Linked DNA regions of Homo sapiens: region 2 is linked to region 1. The links are chromatin loops, found by intact Hi-C in ENCODE. Cell type or tissue: PC-3. All regions are shown on one strand.

The links. A loop is a pair of places that touch in the nucleus more often than their neighbours do. Peaks named below come from ENCODE experiments on the same cell type or tissue, not always from the same donor. Only the 100,000 strongest peaks of a DNase experiment are listed, where the experiment ranks them.
Region 2: a loop joins it to region 1, with 2.9 times the contacts of the local background. A loop is called at or near these places in 3 of 110 quality-filtered maps.

The regions. Positions count from the first base shown.
Region 1 is chr13:101,100,489-101,102,988 of GRCh38, reverse strand. NALCN (sodium leak channel, non-selective) reads left to right here. Exons shown (of 44, transcript NM_052867.4): 27 at 2,101-2,205. Among named protein-coding and RNA genes, the nearest start is that of LINC00411, 160 kb to the right of the region's middle. In PC-3, a CTCF peak has its summit at 1,241 (motif pointing right); a DNase peak (open chromatin) is centred at 1,248.
Region 2 is chr13:101,025,246-101,027,745 of GRCh38, reverse strand. All of the region lies in intron 4 of NALCN-AS1 (NALCN antisense RNA 1), which reads right to left. Among named protein-coding and RNA genes, the nearest start is that of LINC00411, 82 kb to the right of the region's middle. In PC-3, no CTCF peak of the experiment used is centred here; DNase peaks (open chromatin) are centred at 1,215, 1,625 and 2,055; H3K4me3 peaks cover 1,848 bases; H3K27ac peaks cover 2,442 bases.

The DNA of each region.
Region 1 (2,500 bases):
TATGAGTTTATTTAATTCACCTAAAGAGAAGCACTCTGAGATTTGAAAGAGTTCCTATCTGCTGACTCTTTCGGTACTAACCTCTTGACTCTAATTCCTACTCTGGGTTTTAGTTTCCTCCCATCTGAAAATGAAGGATAAGAAGATTCAACACTGTGTACTCCACAAATGGGATTAGGAATTCATGCTTTTGGGCTCCTAATCTCATTCTGTGTGTTCCTGAAATAATATAGCACAGAATTTGTCTTTAGATCTCAGGAGTGTTAACATAAAACAACTTTAAAAATGCAACATATAGGTATAACCCACTTCAATTAACTTCAGCATTACAGTAATGAGTGATTACAAAGATGATTGAGGGGGCAAAACGTACTTTCTAGCTGGGCAAACATTGATTTAGGGTCTTCTGAAAACAAGGTCAGAGATAAAACAACAAGAAAGAGGCTCATTGTTCACAATCTGTTACAGAAAGATCTTTGCCTTACAAAACAGTGATCAAAAGTTTTTTTTATTATTGATGAGGTCTGCTTGTGCATGAGAAGCATGAATTAATTTACATAGGCTTGTTTTGTATCTTGCTTTCTAGAGACTTACCTGTGATGAGAAAACAGCTGTAGTTGTAGTTGACACAAATGTATTTTAAAGATAGATTGTGATGTTACTAGAGGTATATATATCATTACTGACTTTTTTTTTCTTTTTTTTTGAGACAGAATCTTGCTCTGTCGCCCAGGCTGGAGTGCAATGGCGCAATCTCAGCTCACTGCAACTTCCACCTACTGGGTTCAAGAGATTCTCATGCCTCAGCCTCCCAAGTAGCTGAGACTACACGCATGTGCCACCACTCCCAGTTAATTTTTTGTATTTTAGTAGACACGGGGCTGCACCATGTTACCCATGCTGCCCTTGAACTCCTGACCTCAGGAGATCCACCCACCTCAGCCTCCCAGTTGCTGAATTTCTTTTTTAAGATGGGTTTAAAAATTCTTGTTTTCTTTATGCAAAGCCATAAAACAGTGACTCTTCACACAGCTGGAATTAAAAGAAAATATCACCTGACTGCTAATGTATATGAATCTTTTGATCAATAATAAATTTTAGAGGAGAATTTGTGCCTTTCCCTAATGGTGGTCAGTGTGATTTTAGTACACTTAGGTATATGTTTAGGTTATTCAACCAGTGCAGTTCACTTGTTCCATATTTTGCCCTCTGCCACTCGTCTCTGCTGAGACCAAAGAAGTCAGCCAGCAGAGGGAGCATGAGTTAATTAACAGATTTGCTCTTCAGGACTGAATTCTCTCCTCTCCTCTATGCATAGAACATTCTCCTAACGCACACCTTCACAGTTACAAGACAGCTAAGCCACTGTCCCGCTCATTTGTGCTCTGCTAATAAAAATATGAATCCAGGCCAGGCATAGTGGCTCACGCCTGTAATCCCAGCACTTTGAGAGGCCCAGGCGGGTGGATTGCCTGAGGTCAGGAGTTCAAGACCAGCCTGACCAATATGATGAAACCCTGTCTCTACTAAAAATACAAAAATTAGCTGGGCTTGGTGGCGTGTGCCTGTAGTCCCAGCTACTCGGGAGGCTGAGGCAGTAGAATTGCTTGAACCCAGGAGGTGGAGGTTGCAGTGAGCTGAGATTGCACCATTGCACTCCACCCTGGGGGACAGAGTGGCACTCCATCTCAAAAAAAAAAAAAAAAAGAAAAAAAAATAAATATATATATGTCCATTTGGGAAAAAATAGACAAAATATAATTACTTAAACATTTTTTTCCTTTGTTCCATTAAATAAAAAAGATCAAGGTGTTGATTTTAAAGTCAGAAAAGTTCAAGCCATATCAAAAATACCTTATTCCATTTTCTTACATGAAATTCATGTTTCCATTTAAAAAATTCAAAGCTTGTTAATTTTCTCCTTTTGACCTTCCAGTAAGGCTAATTGTGTGACCTATGGTGGAGAAGTTAAAATATATCATCAAAAACCCATGATTTTTATACAATGTTATCTTAGAAGTCCTATTTATGTCACTGTTTAAACCAAACCTAATATTTAGTCTTTAACAAGAGATTTAACATTTCATCAATTTCTTTCAGGTCTCCATTCTTTTGCTGACATTAATGCTCGTTTTTGCAAGCTTTGGAGTTCAGCTTTTTGCTGGAAAACTGGCCAAGTGCAATGATCCCAACATTATTAGAAGGGTAAGATGTATCTTTCTGTCTTTTGAAATAAAAATTAAGGGCCAAGTGTGGTGGCATGTGCCTACAATCCTAGCACTTTGGAATGCCAAGGAGGGAAGATTACTTGAAACTGGAGGTCAAGGTTGCAGTGAGCTATGATCTCACCACTGTACTCCAACCTGGGCAACAGAGCGAGAGCCCTGTCCCTAAAAAGAAAACAAAATAATAATAAGGTGTTTACACTCCCTTGGCAAGCATGTGGTACCAGTGGCTGACAAGCCTAGTTTAAGAACTCCCTATAAAACCCTAAGAATTC
Region 2 (2,500 bases), 75 kb after region 1:
AACTGCCTACCTGCCCCTCTTTCCACATGCCTTTTCCCTCTAAGGAAATGTATAAATACTAAATCTCCCAAAAACCTCTTTGGAAAAACAACCCCAGATGTATTTGTGGCTCATGTTTTTTCCAGACGCACCCTAAGTAGTTTAATAAACCTTGATGATTGACGCTACACCTCAGTCACTCATTCCAGTTGTCACTGAATTCTGGTTCCATTCCTCCCTTTAATTCCCTCTTTGAGGATCACAGACAACTGTTCTCTGATTAAGGTAAGACACCAGAGTACACAAAATAATGAACTTTCCTGGAGCACCTTTGGGATTGTTCTTCATTTCTCGCCAAAGAGCTTTCTTCCAGAGATTCTGGCAGGATGCAAGGTTGCAAGAACACAGAGAGCAGCCATGGGAACCAAGCCTGCAATAAGCAAGGCCTGGAGTGGGGGCCACAATGCAACCCTGACCGCTGGCAGGGATGGCTATCAGGCCCTGTGGGTAACCATAGCTGGGTGGCTGGCTGGATGAGTGACAGGAAGCCACCTCTGATCTTTACCCTGTGCCCTGTGTCAGATAAAACAAATCCCAAGTTAAGTAAGGAAGAGCTTTCTTAGAAAAGACTATTGCAATATTTGATGAAAGTTTAGCATTTGGGGCCAGGCACAAGTTAAGTAAGGAAGAGCTTTCTTAGAAAAGACTATTGCAATATCTTGATGAAAGTTTAGCATTTCGGGCCAGGCACTGTGGCTCACACTTGTAATCCCAGCACTGTGGGAGGCTGAGGCAGCAGATCACCTCAGGTCAGGAGTTTGTAACAAGCCTGGCCAACATGATGAAACCCTGTCTCTACTAAACAAACAAAATTAGCCGGGTGTGGTGGCACATGCCTGTAATCCCAGCTATTCTAGAGGCTGAGGCAGGAGAATTGCTTGAACCCGGGAGGCAGAGGTTGCACTGAGCCCAGATGGCACCACTGCACTCACTCCAGCCTGGGTGACAAGAGTGAAACTCCATCTGGGTGGGGTGGGATGGGAAAAAAAAAAAAAAGAAAGAAAGTTTGGCATTTCGAACTTTTAAACAGGTCAAGTTAGCAAGTACCTTGTCTAGATTAGTCAGTAGATACAAACAGTTCAACTGATTACATATAAGGCAAAGAATGGGAGTTTGGAGGATCTGGCACTGTGTCTGGTTCTGTCATAGGTAAACAAGGAGGTCACCTGTGAGGGTTTTGTAAGTTTTTATAGGGAAGGGCCAGTCGTTGTGGCCGGCCATTTCCTGGAACGCAGAAAAGTTTCCTGACCATGGCTTAGGTAAAGCTGAACGTTGTCAGACCTCCCAGAAGTGGATTCATCTCTCAGGACTTCCTTTTCTCTTCTGTAAAAGGAGATTAGTAATAATTGCTTGCTTTACGCACCTCATGTTGAGATTATGAGGATCAAATGAGATCCTGTTTGTGAAAGTATTTTACAGCCTGTAAGGCATCCTATTAATAATGTCAGCTGTTGTTATTATCTGTGATAGTGGCTATTCAGCTCTCTTGTTCACAACGGGTGAAGGGGTGAACAGGTTCCAGAGGTCACCCTGGCTGACATTATGGTCTTAAAATCTCCAGACTTCCTGGCCGGAGGCCATGAGTTAGCTGTGGCAGCGGTGGGGCCTCCTCGTGGCTCCTCAGTAAACCTTGAGATGAGGCGTGACTTCCCCTCAGAGCCCATTTCCCGGTCTGCAAAATCCAGCTAAAGAGGTTGCCCTGGGTGTGTAATGGAGCCACAACAAAGTATTTTGTCAGCCCAAGGAGCTACTCAGCTGCTTACGCAGAGGCGCAGGACCTCACAGAAGGCATCTTCCACACACGGAGACAGACAAAACAAGCACCTGCGACGGGCTTTACATCCTCAGAGGGCTGAGCTCCTAAATGACTTTTCTTTCAAAGGGCTGCACGGCTCAAGTCAGAGATTCAGACCACTGTTGTTCAGAGGTAGGAGACCGGGAGCACCTTGCAGCGGGTGTGGCATTGGCGTGGCCGCAGGAGAAGTGTGAATAATGCTTTGGTCAGCAAACCAAATAAAGATGCCTGGGGAGAAAAGCTTTTTCAGAAACCCAGGGAAGAAAATCAATATTCCTGGAAAGGAGAGAGGGGGAAATCTATAGAAAGGGAAAGGAGTGGTATGTAATGCAATTCGAAGATTTTCTTTTTCTACCCTCAAGCAATTGACTCAATAGAGAGCAAAACCTGAAACCCTCTGATTAGAAAGGTGAAGGTTTCACTAGAAGAACCAGCTGGCTCTCATATTGACTGGCCAGTGGTTGACTGGGTCACTGCTGGTGTCTGGGCCTGTTTTTCTTTTTTTGTTGTTGTTTTTTGTTTGTTTGTTTTGTTTTTGTTTTCTGATTTATAAGAGTAGAGCTGATATGAATCTTCCAAAAATCAGACATTGAGTTCAGATTTGAAAAGAATGCTATGTCAGTTTTTAAGTTATTCTCTCTGCTATAAATAAAATCCAAATAAATA